Regions from separate parts of the Mus musculus genome. Here regions 2 and 3 are each linked to region 1. Evidence: chromatin loops called from intact Hi-C (ENCODE). Cell type or tissue: left cerebral cortex. All regions are shown on one strand. Links, peaks and the distances in the headings refer to the core of each region. The heading gives the core; the rest is flanking DNA.

The links. Hi-C counts contacts between places; a loop is a spot of excess contacts. Peaks named below come from ENCODE experiments on the same cell type or tissue, not always from the same donor. Only the 100,000 strongest peaks of a DNase experiment are listed, where the experiment ranks them.
Region 2: it touches region 1 in a loop (5-fold over the local background); 4 of 42 quality-filtered maps call a loop at or near these places.
Region 3: a loop joins it to region 1, with 3 times the contacts of the local background. A loop is called at or near these places in 5 of 42 quality-filtered maps.

The regions. Positions count from the first base shown.
Region 1 is chr3:51,096,028-51,101,617 of GRCm38, reverse strand. No RefSeq gene overlaps it. Among named protein-coding and RNA genes, the nearest start is that of Gm29230, 9.5 kb to the right of the region's middle. In left cerebral cortex, for the core only: a CTCF peak has its summit at 2,624; no DNase peak of the experiment used is centred there; H3K27ac peaks cover 257 bases.
Region 2 is chr3:50,912,702-50,917,432 of GRCm38, reverse strand. No RefSeq gene overlaps it. Among named protein-coding and RNA genes, the nearest start is that of Gm37548, 26 kb to the right of the region's middle. In left cerebral cortex, for the core only: no CTCF peak of the experiment used is centred there; a DNase peak (open chromatin) is centred at 2,326; H3K27ac peaks cover 736 bases.
Region 3 is chr3:50,918,091-50,922,821 of GRCm38, reverse strand. No RefSeq gene overlaps it. Among named protein-coding and RNA genes, the nearest start is that of Gm37548, 32 kb to the right of the region's middle. In left cerebral cortex, for the core only: no CTCF peak of the experiment used is centred there; a DNase peak (open chromatin) is centred at 2,126.

The DNA of each region.
Region 1 (5,590 bases), core at 1,311-3,810:
TTTGCTGACAATCCTCATAATCGCCGTGCAAACAATCAAAAGGGCTTCTAACTCTGAAGAAATTTCAAGATTGTACGTACCTTGTAGAGCCTTTTGTCCCACGGTTCTGATTCTGCCCCGCGAACGAGGGATCTTCCTTGCGCCGGTGTGATGACAGTTCCCGGGTTCTTCGGCGCCACTTATTGCGTCCCGCTCGACCGGCAAGAAAGACGCAACAAACCAGAATCTTCCGCGGCAAAAGCTTTATTGCTTGCTTCTCAGGAAGATCCCAAACCGGGAAAATGGCGCTGCTTTTATAACCCGCAGCGTGACGTTTCAGCACCTGATATGGCGTGACAGCTCCCGATTCGTTGCTTGCCCATCACCCCACTATTACACCCCGAGAATGGGAGTGACTAGGAGTGAATTCACTCTTGCACCTGCGTACAGGACTTGTTTACTAGTTAGGCACAGCGGAGGCCCGCGCCATCTTATAATGGCGATTGCTCGCGGCACACACGGCTCTCCTCAGAGATTACTGGCGGCACACATGCGATTGCTCGCAGCACGTACCGGCTTTCCACAGGAGAAGATAGAAAGAAGAGAACACTGTTGCTACAGGAACAGAGCTAGCATTGACCTAGACCAAAAGAATTCAGTCACCTGGGGGCATAGATTCTATCTCCAGACCTTGTTCATGGTGAAATTTACTTACTCAGGCAAGAGGTTTGCTTTGCATCCTGACCACAGACTAGTTTTTTTTCCCAGTAGCCACGGCTCATAAACAGGTAGAAGACCCTAGGGGCTCACTTTACAGTTGGGTCCACAGTTCACCCCATAAGCGCTGACCTCAGCTTCGTTCCATCCATGACGCATGCATACAACTTAACAACAGATGCTCCTTGCGAATGTGGTCTGCTTCTGAGAGCAGCAGCTTGCCCCGCTTCCCTTATAAACTCACGGGGGGCTCTATTCTTCTTCCCTTGTTTGAAATATGAGGTTGGTTATACCCTTGCTTTGATTCATAGAACCCTTCGTGAGGAAAAGGCCTTCAGAGACAAGGTGTTTTGACCTTTGACCCTGCCTGGTGATCTTTTTCCTCTTGTTCATGAACCTAACGAGTGAGAGACTGGGTGGCCCACGCTGGGAAATGATTAAAGGTGGCACTTTGCTCCGGTGTGGAGATGTAATCTTATTAATCTGCTATCAGAGTACATCTTGCAGGCAGAGAAATTTAATCTTGGTCACTCTCACATACCATATCTAGACAATTTATTTCCTCCTCACTGATCTAGGTTCTTGGACTATGGGGAAAAAATTCCTGGGCAGCTGCAGAAATTAAGGTGTGAGCTATGATAGGCATACACCCCGTGGCTCTGTGCTGAGCATGGCCATTCGGGACAGCACTTTCGACGACGGTGGTGGGCTAGCCATGGGGGTGAGGCTGCAGGACTTCCTTGGCAGCTAGAGGTCTGTGTGCCTGTGGAGCACAAGTACAGCGGAGTTGTTTATAAACAGCAATCAGGATTCTGTGGGCTCACAGCCAAACTGGCTCCATTTTTTTCTGGTTGTGTATAGGGTGGCTTAAAAAGACCCGCAGTATTTAGTAAATTAGGAAAATTATCTTTTACTCTCCCCCCTGTTATTTTGGAGGGTGGGGACTACTGGTGACCAAACACAGATCTTACACACTCTGTATAAGTGCTCCACCCCTGGGCTGTGTTCTGAGCCCTCTTTTAGGATTTTAGGAGCCCAGGCTCCTCTTAGAACTCAGTCTGCAGGTCAGCTCACTCTGCCTTTAAACTTTGAATCCTCCTGCCTCAGCCTCCTGACCACTTGGGATTACAGGTATGTACTAACAAGCTCTTTCATATTTCAATAATCAATTATCAGGGCATTTCAGAACCTTCATGGGTAGATATTGATAACTAATGTTTCCAGAATTCTTCTTTCTCCATAGTTCTTTGAGTGTCTGCGAGGGACAACTGGAGAGTTGGTAATACTCATGCCAGTAGCCAGTTAGGAACATTACGTTCTTTCTCTTTCCTTTCCTTTCCTTTCCTTTCCTTTCCTTTCCCTTTCCCTTTCCCTTTCCCTTTCCCTTTCCCTTCCCCTTCCCCTTCCCCTTCCCCTTTCCCTTTCCCTTTCCCCTTCCTTCCTTCCTTCCTTCCTTCCTTCCTTCCTTCCTTCCTTCCTTCTTTCCCTCCCTCCCTCCCTCCCCCTTCCTCCCTCCCTCCCTCTCTCCCTTCCTATTTATTTATTTAGTTTCTTATTTATGCTGGCTCACACTCAGGCTCTTTCTTCCTCAGTTTTTCAAGGGAGTATGGGGTAAGCCACCAAGCCTGGTGGAAATTTCTTACATTGTTTTAATTATGTGAACAATGTTTCTACAAGCATTAAAAATATATTCATTTCCTTGAAGTCGATTTTGTTTTTGTCCCACTGGCCAATAGTGCTGACATTCTTCAGAATAGGCCTTGTTTCCCTCACACCGTACTTCATGGTTTCTGAAGTAACACTAATTATCTTCCAATCCAAATTCATACTAGTACACTTCGAGTCGATGCTCAAGCTTTTAAAAGTATTCTAGTGTTAGAACAGGAAATTCTGTGAGATGCAGTTCTTCAGCTGGAAGACAGGGCTCATCACTCAGATACGTGGTGTGGAGGAGCACTCTGTATGGAGGACACGAGAGTGGAGGTGTTGGAAAGGGATGTTGTGTAGCCTCAAAAACCGCCAGCCGAGGTGAGAATGCTGGGCAAAGATGCACATGCCTTTAGTACAAGCACAGAGGGAAGGGCACCTCTCGGGGACTGTGGTCCTTGGGGGGTGGGGTGGGAATCCATGTTGGTGGTGAGCTCTCTCCCTCTGCACACCCGTGTGAGCACATGCATAAACACCTCCAACCTACGACTATCCTATTGTGAACCATAGCTTGAGCTGGTTCGGTAAGCCCTTGAGGAAGAATTCTTTTTTTGCTTTAAGATTTTTTTTTTTAATGTGTGTGAGCAACACACATTAAAACACCCGTTTTGCTTGCTTGTAGGCATGTGCACTGTAGAGGCCAGAAGAGGATGCTCTGTGGAAGTGCAGGCCCTTATGAGCTGCTACGTGGGTGCTGGCAACTGAACCTGGGTCCTCAGCAAGATCTCTCTGCCTCTATCCCGCCTCCCTCCTCACCTTCTTTTCCCTCCTGCCTTTCCTTCCTTCCTTCCCCACATCTAGGGACTAGGATTTATTAACTAACCATATTTAAAAATATTTTTAAGTATTTATTTTTATTTTGCGTGTATGAATGTTTTACTGGCATGTTTGTCTGTGCACCACACGTATCCCTTGTCCCCTTGGAGGCCAAAAGAGGGATTGGATCTGCTGGAATGGGAGTTACAAGTGGTTGTGAGCCATCACGTGTGGCCTGGGAACCGAACCCAGGTCCTCTGTAAAAGCATCACATGCTCTTAACTCTTTTATTTTTATTAGATATTTTCTTTATTTACATTTCAAATGCTATTCCCTTTCCTGGTTTCCCCTCTGAAAATCCCCTATCCCATCCCCCGTCCCCATGCTCACCAACCCACCCACTCCCACTTCCCTGTCCTGGCATTTCCCTACAGTAGGGAATGGAGCCATCACAGGACCCAGGGCCTCTCCTCCCATTGATGTCTGACAAGGCCATCCTCTGTTACGTATGTGGCTGGAGTCATGGGTCCCTCTATGTGTACTCTTTGGTTGGTAGTTTAGTCCCTGGGAGCTCTGGGGACACTCTTGAGCCACCTTTCCAGCCCCAACCTCCACACTTTTACCAGACCTGACTTCTATACAGGGTATCTCTCAGTAGGATAATACCAATATGAAAAGCCCACCAGACCTCTTTTCAGGTAACACTGAGAACTCAGTGGCGAGCAGGGATATTTTATAATTTTCCCTGCAGTGTTAGATTGGGTTGGCTTGGTAGGAAGTACCATGGAGAAGACGGTGTGTGCTTTACATCACCCTAAGAAAAGACACAAACCCTTCCCTTCCGCGCTTCTGGGATGACAAGCCCGAGTGCCTGCTCCATCTGCTCATTTCCATAAACAGCATCAGGACAGGGAGAGAAGAGCTAAAGGGATGCTTTTTGTGGATTTGTAATCTCGGGATAAAATGCAGATCCCGGAAACACATCCGAAGCTCCTGTTTATCCAGAGCGCAAACATCATCGCAGGCACTGTAGTTAGTGGTGAGCATTTCTCAGAGCACTGTCACTCAGGACTCCCACCCAGCCCTAAGGTCCTGTTTGGATCCTCAGGAAGACGTTCTTTCTTGTGCTCACTTTTAGTATTTGATTGATTTCATTTGGTTTTCTAATTTGCTCCCAGCTAATGGAGCCATACCTGGAATGTTTGATCAGCTGGTCCCTGAGTTTTCCTGCCATTTTTAATATGAATTGGATTTACTGCAAAGGAAAGCTCTCCATATTCTTTCTTGCAGATGCAACGTGGATGAGAAGATAGGAAGACTTTTCTTTCTAGCTTGTTGTTGTGGAAGGAGGAGGGGGGAGGGGGGAGGGAGGAGGGAGGAGGGAGGAGGGGGGAGGGGGAGGGAGGAGGGAGGAGGGAGGAGGGAGGAGGGGGGAGGGGGGAGGGGGGAGGGGGGAGGGGGGAGGGGGGAGGGGGGAGGGAGGAGGGAGGAATTGTCCTACCTACCGACTTAGTCCAGGGTTTAACTGCCCAAGGACAGAGTACTCACAAATGGTTAATTTCTAGACCCCCCAACTGCTTCAAGTGAAGAGACTGTCTTACTGGTCTAATTACTCTCTGAAAGCAGGTGGGACTGAGTCCCCAGTCTCTGCAGGAGACTCTCGCCCTCCCCTCCTGAATAGTTAGGCTGAGCCTCCTTTTAAATCCCCCAGCAGCCCTCTCTTCTGGTCGTTGTTATTTTCCTCCCTCACCTCTGGACAGTTCCTCACATTCACTTGAAACATCATCGCAGGAGAACTTGGCTTTGACAGAAGCCTCTCTGAAATTATTTTTTATCCCGTTCTGGCTTGCACTTGAATAATTCTCCATCAACGGCACGTCTGATTGAGTTGGCATCACAAACCCTTTTGTATGCTAGGCTTTTTTTTTTCCCTTCAAGAAATATTAAAGTCTGAATAAAATTGGAATAGCTGCCTGGTAATGATCTCATTATGTATAAATACAGAAGTGCTCGCAGGGGAGATAATGACTCCAGGACTCAGGTATGCCGCGAATACCTATTATCTTCCAAGGAGTCAGCTGCATCGAGCACACACGCTCCCCCAACATCCCTTTCAGTTTGAGGTTCAAGTCACAGAGAACGAATGGCTGATTGAAGCTGGGAATAGGGCTTCTCCCCTCCCCCGCCATGACATATGTTCCGAGATGAAAGGGACCTGGGCTGTGTGTTTACTCTTCATTTGGGGCTTCACATGTTCTGACTGATCGGAAAGACAAAAAGGCAGAAGGAGAGACATTTGGTGCTGGCTGAAACCCATATCCATTCTCGATGTGAGTTTCCTCGTTTGGTGCGGATAATTGTGATGAGACAGTTCTGGGGATAGACGCTACTAAAGGCTTTTTAAAAATAACAGGCCTGTCACCCAGTTTGA
Region 2 (4,731 bases), core at 863-3,362, 180 kb after region 1:
AGCCTGCAGGAGACTAAGAGCCATGAAGCAAGAGGATGCCAGAGTGTGGGGGCAGAGAGAAGGCACATCATGGCTGCGAATGTTTTTTTTTTTTCTTGTAGTGTTGGGGGATGGTCATCAGAGCTTTGGATACAGTAGGAGCCTAGTTGTAGCCCTGGTGCAGCCCTGGCTGGAGAACGGCAGATTTAGCCCTCTCCATATTCAGTCTTTTTTCTGGTTTGTGATGCAGAAAGGATAAAATTTGCTTCAAGAGGGAAGAAGCCTATGGTGAAAGAAACATAGATGCCTTGGAAGATTGTCTGTCTACCCTCCAGGAGGGAAGGACTCCTCCAGCTGCCTTTCTAGGCAGACCCAGAGCCAACAGCTCCTCAGTGGACAACTGCTCACCCACCTTGGGACAGTTCTAGATGGCACGACATTCGGTTCCCAAGCTCCTTGCTAGGCTGGCTAAGACTTGGGTGGTCCTGCCTTGCTTCCCCTATTCCCTCCTCTCCTGTTTCCTTGGCAGTCCTAAGCTCATTCCTGACCAGATATTCATCTCAAAGCTTGCTTCCTTAGGAATCCCACCTGGGAGATTGCTAAAGTTTAGCCCCTTCATCATCAAAGTGCAGAGAGCTGTGGCTCAATAACAAAGTGGTGATCTACAGAAAAGCAAGAGCAATAATTTTTTTTTTCCAGCAAGAAAAAGCATGACTCAGACAAAGGCATAGAGAATGAAGGGACTTGGAACTCTGCCCTCTCAGAGTGTAGTTTAAGGGACAGAAAGCCCCAGACAATTGGATTCAGGTCTGAGTCACAGACCATCACTCTCGTGGAATCTGATTTGTGGACGAGCTGCCCCTAGGAGCCATTAACCCACATCGCACATACATTCTGATTCCTTGCTCAATGTTGCCCTTCAGGTGCCACGCTGACCTCTGGAAGATCAGCCTTGGGAATTACTGAGGTGGGCAGTGTTTCGCTATGGACCATTTGGCAGACCTAATTTCCATGGGAGGAGAATACCACAGTATTGTGGATTTGTCCACCACTGTTACTTCTCTTCTGGCCCTGAGATGAAGTTGGCTTCACTCTGACATGGTGAAGAAATCAGATCTTCTGGCCAGAAGAAGCTGTGTGTGTTCTTTGAAGACGGGATGCAGACTTGTCTCGCTGGGGGAACACACTGATGTCCTTGTGCTCTGAACAGACAATTCTTCTTTCCTTTTAAGAGTCTGCAGTCATATTTTGGGGATGTTTGGACAAATCCATCTTTTTATAGTATAGACTTAGAACTCACCTAGCTGGCTTTTTATTAAACTCATAAATGAAGGTATTTAAAGCATAGTTAATGTTCCAGGGGCATGATTGTCATGATCTAATGGGTTTCTTCTCTCTCTCTCTCTCTCTCTCTCTCTCTCTCTCTCTCTCTCTCTCTCTCTCTCTTTGCTTGCCTGTCTGTCTGTCTGTCTGTCTGCCTCTCAGAATTATCAGTGTAAACCAAGTAGTATATCAGATGGATAATGGGTGTGGGGTTCAAACTCTGTAGGTCAGCCAGTGTCAGCTGTATGCCTGTCTGTGCTCTAACCTGCTCAATGGGTGAAGTATGAGGTAATGTGTTCACAACAATGGTACACACATAGGAAGTGCCTAGGAGGGGACACATTATTGAAGGAGAAGAAGAAAAAGAAGGAGAAGGAGAAGGAGGAGGAGGAGGAGGAGGAGGAGAAGAAGAGGAAGAAGAAGAAGAAGAAGAAGAAGAAGAAGAAGAAGAAGAAGAAGAAGAAGACGCAGCAGCAGCAGCAGCAGCAGCAGCAGCAGCAGCAGCAGCAGCAGCAGCAGCAGCAGCAGCAGCAGAGCAGCAGCAGCAGCAGCAGCAGCAGCAGCAGCAGCCGCCGCCGCCACCATGGTGATCATTAGCATGGTGGCCATTTCTACTATGCCCCCAAATCTTCACATCAGGTGGCTTATGCTTTTTAAGTGTTAAAATAAATAAAACATCTATGCTCCCACTGTGGATAGATTTTCAATTTCTCCTATTATAGCAGGCAGTAAAATAGATTTCTTAATAAGTCTCCACGTTAGAAAGGCAGGTCTGACCAAAGAGTGGGCACATTAGCAGCTGTGAGATTCATCAGTCACAGCAGCTGGGCGAACTCTCTGGTGGATGTGCGAGAGTGATGAGCCTTTGTCACGTCACACCGCTTTCCCTCGCCATCTCTCTCCCCGGTTACATTTTTTAAAAATAATGCCGTTAATTTTCATGAGTGTTTCAAGCCTGAGTTAGATATCATATTATAAATACCTCAGAAACTGAGGAGGATCTGGGTAACAAGAGCAGATTACTAACCTCCCACGAATCAAAATCAGACCCACGGAATCCAAACTTAGATACCCATAAAAATCCACCCTGTTCTGTTTCCCCAGGATTACAGCCCGTTGCTGACGATTTAAGCCGCCTGCAGATCTGTGGCTACGGCATCTAATTGCAGATGGGTTTAAACCTTGAGCAGGTCAATGGAAGCGTGATGATCTCAGGATAATTTGTCTTTTCTGTATTTCTATGGCATGATATATAATCCCTGGCTGGAAAGGGTCCTTGTGGGTGTCAGCCTCTGCTCCCGCCTGTAATAGAATGAAGAAGTGGCAAATAGGCGATCCTTTGTATAAATCTCTTTTCCCTGCATAATGTGGGTCGAGGGACAGGCCCACCTTTGTTAAAGCAGGGACAAGGGCATTGGGCACAGAAGCCATCCTGGATTTGCTTCAGTAGTGCATGCACAGGCTTTTGAAATCTTGCCTTGCTGTGTGGCAGTCTTGATTGCCAGAGAGCCATGTTTCTCTTTTTACGTAAGTCTTGCTTTCTCTGCTCCCCCTTGAGCTAGCTGGAGCACCTCAGATTGGGTGGGGGTCAAGAACTTTGAAGAGGTGATTGTTACGTGGTGATGCAGGAGCCAGAGAGGATGGAGAACTGGTTTTATCTGTGCCTGAACCTGTAAGACTCGCTCTCTCTGCTTAAGACCTGATGATCAGTAACTCGACAGGGGTTTATGGGAAAACGTAGAGTGGGCTATAGAGCAAGCCTTTTTCTCTCAACACTTCAGGCATGCCTAAGTAACCGACAGGTAGATGGCTCAGTTGGTAAAGTGTAGGCACAGTTGGTAGAGTGTATGCAACCATAGGACACAAGTCCAACCCCCAGAAGCTGTGTAAAAAAAAGTCGGGTGTAGTATAATCCCAGCTTTGTTGGGGAGGTAGACAGGTTCATTCCTGGGACTCCTGGGTTCGCCAGCGTAGCTTGGTTAGTGGGCTTCAGGTCAGTGAGACCCTGTCTTAAAAAGTAGTGGAAGGCTTTTGAAACCCAAAGCTGTTCTGTGGCCTCCATATGCACTGGCACATGTACACACACACACATACACACACACACACACACACACACAGCACACAGAGTCACACACATATGTACAGTCACACAATACATACAGAGTCACACACATATGTACAGTCACACACATATATACAGAATCACACACATATTTATATACAATCACACACACACACACACACACACCATGCACACATACCACACACATACTACACACACACATGCATGCATGCACATACATACACACATACCACACACATACTACACACACACATGCATGCATGCACACACACACACACACACACACACACATAATATACAGTCACACATACCACACAAAGACTCACAGACAGACAGACACATACACACAGAGTCAGACACATATATACAGTCACACACACACACTTACACACACACACACACACACAGTCATACATACCACACAGAGACACACAGACACAGACAAACAGACACACAAAGAGACAGACAGACAGACAGACACACACACATACACACACACACACACACGCGCGCACACACACACACACTCACACACAGTCATACATACCACACAGAGACACACAAACAGACACACAAAGAGACAGACAGACAGACAGACAGACACACACACACACACACACTCACACACACACACACACACTCACACACACACTGCTCTCTCTGAAGCATCTTTGTCCTCATCCTTGTAGCCCCTCCTTCTCCAGCTGCTTGTAGATGGGCAGCACTGAAGGCCTGGGATGCTGCAAATAGAACAGGTGGGAAAGGGTTCGGTCTGGTTCCCCCAGGCTTGATGCAGCACAGGGGAAGCAGCTCTCCTGCAGTCAGGCATTTCTCCCAGCTTCTGCTTAGCATCCACAGCGGGGGTCCCCATAGGGTGGTCTGCAGCAACATCCTGGGAGCAGCAGGGCCCAGCAGGCTGAGCCTCCACTCTGTAGCCTGCACAATCACCTCCTTCCTCTCCAGAGGCCAGATGGAGATGCGCGCTCTCTCCGGACCTTGCTGGTTTGATTCCAGATTAGTCTGCTGCTCCTCTCTCAAGGCTGTGTGTGCTGCACACAAGTTCCTTTCTACCTCCTTTCAGCTTAATTTCCCTTCTGTGTAAGGAAACAAAAGATTGTCTGCATATAAGATATTGTATAAGCCAGTCTGAGGGCCCTTGGAAAAGGTCAGCCATGGGGAATACTTAAGGGTGTTAGAGTCCAAGAGGTTTGACCTCCTAGCTACACAGCTGCATGACCTTGGGAAAGCCATTGCCTCTCTCAGGGAAACTTAGGTTTCTCGTCGTGAAGAAGGAATCATTGCACTTGACTGCCATGGTCTTCACGATCATTGCAGTTAATCAATTA
Region 3 (4,731 bases), core at 863-3,362, 180 kb after region 1:
CTTCAGCAAAGAGAGCTGCCCATCGGGCCTCACCCTGTTGTACATTCGTTGCTCCCTCGGCCTCTCTGATACTCTATTATCATGAGCAAAACTCCCCAGGGTGATATTGCTGGGCTTGATACTCCCTGTCACCATAGAGAGAGGATTGCCATGTGAGGCCTGATGCCATGCTTATATATTTAGAAGCAGCTCTATTACAAATATTTGGAACCACACAGAAGGCGCAGATTCGCTGTTTCAACAACGATGAAGACCCGCATGACTTGCATAGCATCTAATGAAGCAGGCGTGCCAAGAATGCTGATTGACAATATTTGGTGGCAGAGCGTTCCAAACTTGTTTTGCAAAAAAGTTTGTAAACTCATGCGCTGAAATTAGTTTTCTTCTTTGCTTGCCAAGGGCAGAGCGACTCTTCTTCTCCATCAGAAGCAAACACTGAGTCTCATCCGGAACTGGGTGTCAAGGAGCGATGAAACGGGAGAGGATCATCAGTCATAAAATAGGGGGTAGAAAAAAAGCAGAAAGAGCAAGGAGGATGAAGCCAAAGATGTTTTTGAGGCTCTGGCAGACACACGCCCTCTGATTGGATCCCCCAACATTCCTAGAAGATGAGTCAGGTGAGCAGATGAGCGCACCACATTCCCCAGTTGTGTCCACGCGGAATCCAGAGAGCTGGCGGATGTGTTTTCCTATGTGGCAAAAAGAACTTTGCAGATGAGATTACAGTCAAAAATCTTAAGATGGGAGAGCTTTCCCCTGGTTATCCTGGCAAGCCCAACAAACTGTAATTACAATGGATCTGATTAACGGAAGACCGAAGCAAGAGAGCTGGGGTCCAGAAACCGAGGGCCATCGATACCATTGCCGGCTGGGACTCCAGGCTACAAGGGGCTTCTAGAAGCTGAAGCTAGAAAGACAAGGAGGAAAAAAAAAGAAAAGAAGAGAAGAGAAGAGAAGAGAAGAGAAGAGAAGAGAAGAGAAGAGAAGAGGAGAGGAGAGGAGAGGAGAGGAGAGAAGAGAAGAGAAGAGAAGAGAAGAGAAGAGAAGAGAAGAGAAGAGACAAGGAGGAGAATTTTGGAGAAGAACTTTTTAGACCCCTGAAAAGGAACACAGCTCAGTCACCACCTTGGTTTTAGCTCCCTGAAATGATTTCAGGCTTTGGACCTCTATAGAAACAAGATCACAAATTGGAGTTCTTTGTTAGCTATTCGGCTTGTGGTCATGTGTATAGCAGAAAGAGAAAATTGGTACAAGAATGAGTTAGCTCATGTCGCTCATGGGCTTGTATGCTCTGAAATGTAGGATGAACACAGAGCTGTCTCTTCCCATGTGCACTCAGAATTCCTGGGTTGGGAGTCTCAGGCCTGCTTGCCCAACAGAAACACCCGTGGAACTCACCATCCAACATTCACTACATTCCGTGACCCAGAATTGAGGACCAAGCCTTGAATATTTTATTCTTACATTCCAGAGCAGCATTAGGAAACCAGGTCTCAGGAAGGAAGCTGTAACTGCAGGTGATCAAACTGTCTTGTGCAGTTGTGGTAGGAACCTTCCTGCTGTCCTCCATCTCTTTTGGGCCTCCTGTTTCTATTATCAGGCAGCTTGGATGGATGATCTAGTGAGGGGACTTCACACTGAAGCAAGTCCAGAAAACACCCCAAGAAGAGTCAAGACATTAGAGATCTGTTCTCTGTAGCCATTGACAGAGTCTAGGGCTTTGTTTAGAGTTTATTTTTCACTGTGACTTCCTGTCTCTACTATGTGTGGTTCATTTCTTCCCTCTGAGTAGTCACCTTTCCCCTTTCAAATGCAAAGCAACAAGCTAAAAGATGAAGCCCGTGTTTAAAAATATCATTTTGAAGGGGGAATTCCAATTACTGGTACTCTGAAGGAAGTTAGAGCCCTCCTCAGAGATATCAGCAGTTAGGTATAGTCCAGGAAAGGCATGTGGGACACATAGAAAGGAGTGGTCAGGTGAGCTGGCTGCACTCACAGCTCTCTGGAGTTCTAGGCTAACAAATGAGTTACAAGGAGAGAAGAGGAGACGGTGCTAGAGATGTAATTTAAGGCTGCAGAAACTCAGCTCTCACTGGTAGGATGCCGGGCTCAGGGTGTGCCGGGTGTTGGCAGCTGTCCTGTGGCTTCCAGAAGCATCAGAGAAACCCAGTTTCTGGGGCAGAGGGAAATACAGACAGACAAGGCTTAGTGGCCACATGTGATCAAGGCTGCAACAGAGAGCGGAGTGTCTCAGGGTGAGCTTTGGGTAGTTACAGTACTTAGAAGAGACCACACAATATTAATGGGGTTACAAAGTTGACCCAGTCAGTAGATATCGTTTGGAAACCATGTGCTAGCAAGCTTACAGTGAAAATCCCCAATTTCAGAATTTCGTTGGGTTCAGGAAAGGGCTGACCAAAACTCTTCTCTTAAGTATGCACCCCACTTCTGCATCTCCTCCTAGGTATGCACCCCCACTTTTGCATCACACTGTAGCTTTTCTGTCCATATTCAGAACTTAATTCTTGAACGAGTCTTTGAAGAATGTGGAAGATGGGAAAATTAGAAAAAGTGTGGAATCTTTTGGAAGCTCCCCAGACACATTACTCAGCAAGGTAGATAAACGTGTTGTTAACATTTTCTTCTTGGAAGAAAACATTTTTTTTTTTTTTTTAGTTTGCAGGAGAGAAGGGCACATTTGTTGGTTGATGGCTCAGTTGCCATGGAAACACAGGAATTAAATATGAAAAAAATGTTTTAATACATTAATTCTTTAGATCTCCTCACCCTACCTGCCTTTTCCTTTCAGGTGTGACAAGCCTGAATGAGAAGTAGCCTTGACCCCGGTCATCTTTTGAACCAGCGTCATCACCAGAGGCATGCTAGAACATTCCTTTTTCTCTTTCAGCTGGATACGCATTTTATGTTTAATTTCTTTTCAGGGTCTGTAGACAGAACCCAGGGTCTTCTGCGTGCTAGGCTAACAGTCTAGCCCAGCTCCATCTGCAGGTCTGGCTGTGCACTTTAGATTTGTGTTTTCGGTGTGACTAGATTGCCTTAGGTGCCTGTGGGAAAGTCTGCAGGCTCTGCGTGTGCTTTATAAGAGCAGTGCGTGGCTGGCGGGACTAGGCAGGTATGAGAAGACGGGCCATTTGGTCCGGCTTTAGAGGCCTTACTAGGCTCCGTGTGTTCACTTATTTCAGTAATGATAACAAAATGCCTTAGAACATTTTATTTATTATCAGGAGCAACTTGTTTTTTTGTAGTTCTGCAGCTCTGAAGTCCACAGTCAAGGTCTTGGCATATTTGGTGTCTGGCAAGGGTATTTCCTTATGGCAGATCCTTCTTCGTGTTCTCACATTCCAGAAGAGACAACGGGGTTCTTTTGGGGGGCATTTTTACAAGGGCTCTATTCCCATTCATGAACTAGTTACCTTCCAATGGCCCCACCTCATACTACTACTACCCTCAAGGGTAAATTTCAATATCTGACTCTTGTAGGGTGTGTGGGTTAGGTTTCATCAACTTGATACAAACTAGAGTCATCTGGGAAGAGGAAACATGACTGAGGAATCGTTTTCTCTCTCTCTCTTTCTCTCTCTTTCTTTCTTTTTCTCGGTTTTTAGACAGAGTTTCTCCGTGTAACCCTGGCTGTCCTGGAACTCACTCTGTAGACCAGGCTGGCCTCGAACTCAGAAATCTACCTGTCTTTGCCTCTCACATGCTGGGATTAAAGGCATGTGCCACCACTGCACATCGTGGACTTATTTCTGTCAGATTGTTCTATGGCATCTTTTTAATTGATGATTAATATGGGGTGGCACAGCCCATCATGAGTGGTACCAGCCCTGGGCAGGTAGCCCTGGGTTGTATAAGAAAGCAGGCTGAACAAGGCACAGAGAACAAGCCAATAAACAACTTCCCTCCATGGTCTCTGTTTCATTCCTGCTTCCAATTCCTGTTTTGAACACCTGCGTTGATGCACTGTGATTGTGATGTGGAAGTGTAAGCCATATGCTGTATTAGTTCTTTCCTCCCCACGTTGGTTTTCACAGCAACAGAGAAACAAGCTAGGACATAGAGATGCAGACATCAACAACATGGCCACTGAGATTTGTGATTGTATGCCTCATTCAGCCAGTGAGATCTTATAACTACTCTGCTTTCTCTTTTTGCGTGACGTGTGTGAGCTGGGTTGGCAGTAAGCTATTTAAACACCTGCCTACAGTACCATGGAGTTCAGACTGTTGTGCCCAAGTGTTGCCTTGAATCTATGTGCGTCTAGGACCCTGGTCTGTTGGTGAGAGGATGTTCACCAGGGTGTTCAGTTTGAACATGGTTGCTGCAGTCAGGCATAGCTGGGTTTAGATATTTGTTCTGTGTAACTAGTAACTTAAGCTGGGATAGGTGCCTGCGTTTCTTTGAGCCTTAATGCTATTATCTGAAAAGTGGGCATAGTAATTCTTATATTCCAGTCATTCCCTGGAGATTTAATGAAATGATATTGTGTATTTAACATGCTAAGCCCCTGTTGGACTCCGTGAGCCCTTGGTATAGTGTGGTAGTTTTGACTATAATCAGCAATGGCGGTTCTGTAGTGTGTCACACACACACACACACACACACACACACACAGTATCAGGGCGGCTCCTATACTCCTCCCAGATGCCCCATGCCTGCCCTTTGGTTTGCAGCTCTGTTGGATGCTAGCTAAACCCCTTGCACATTTCA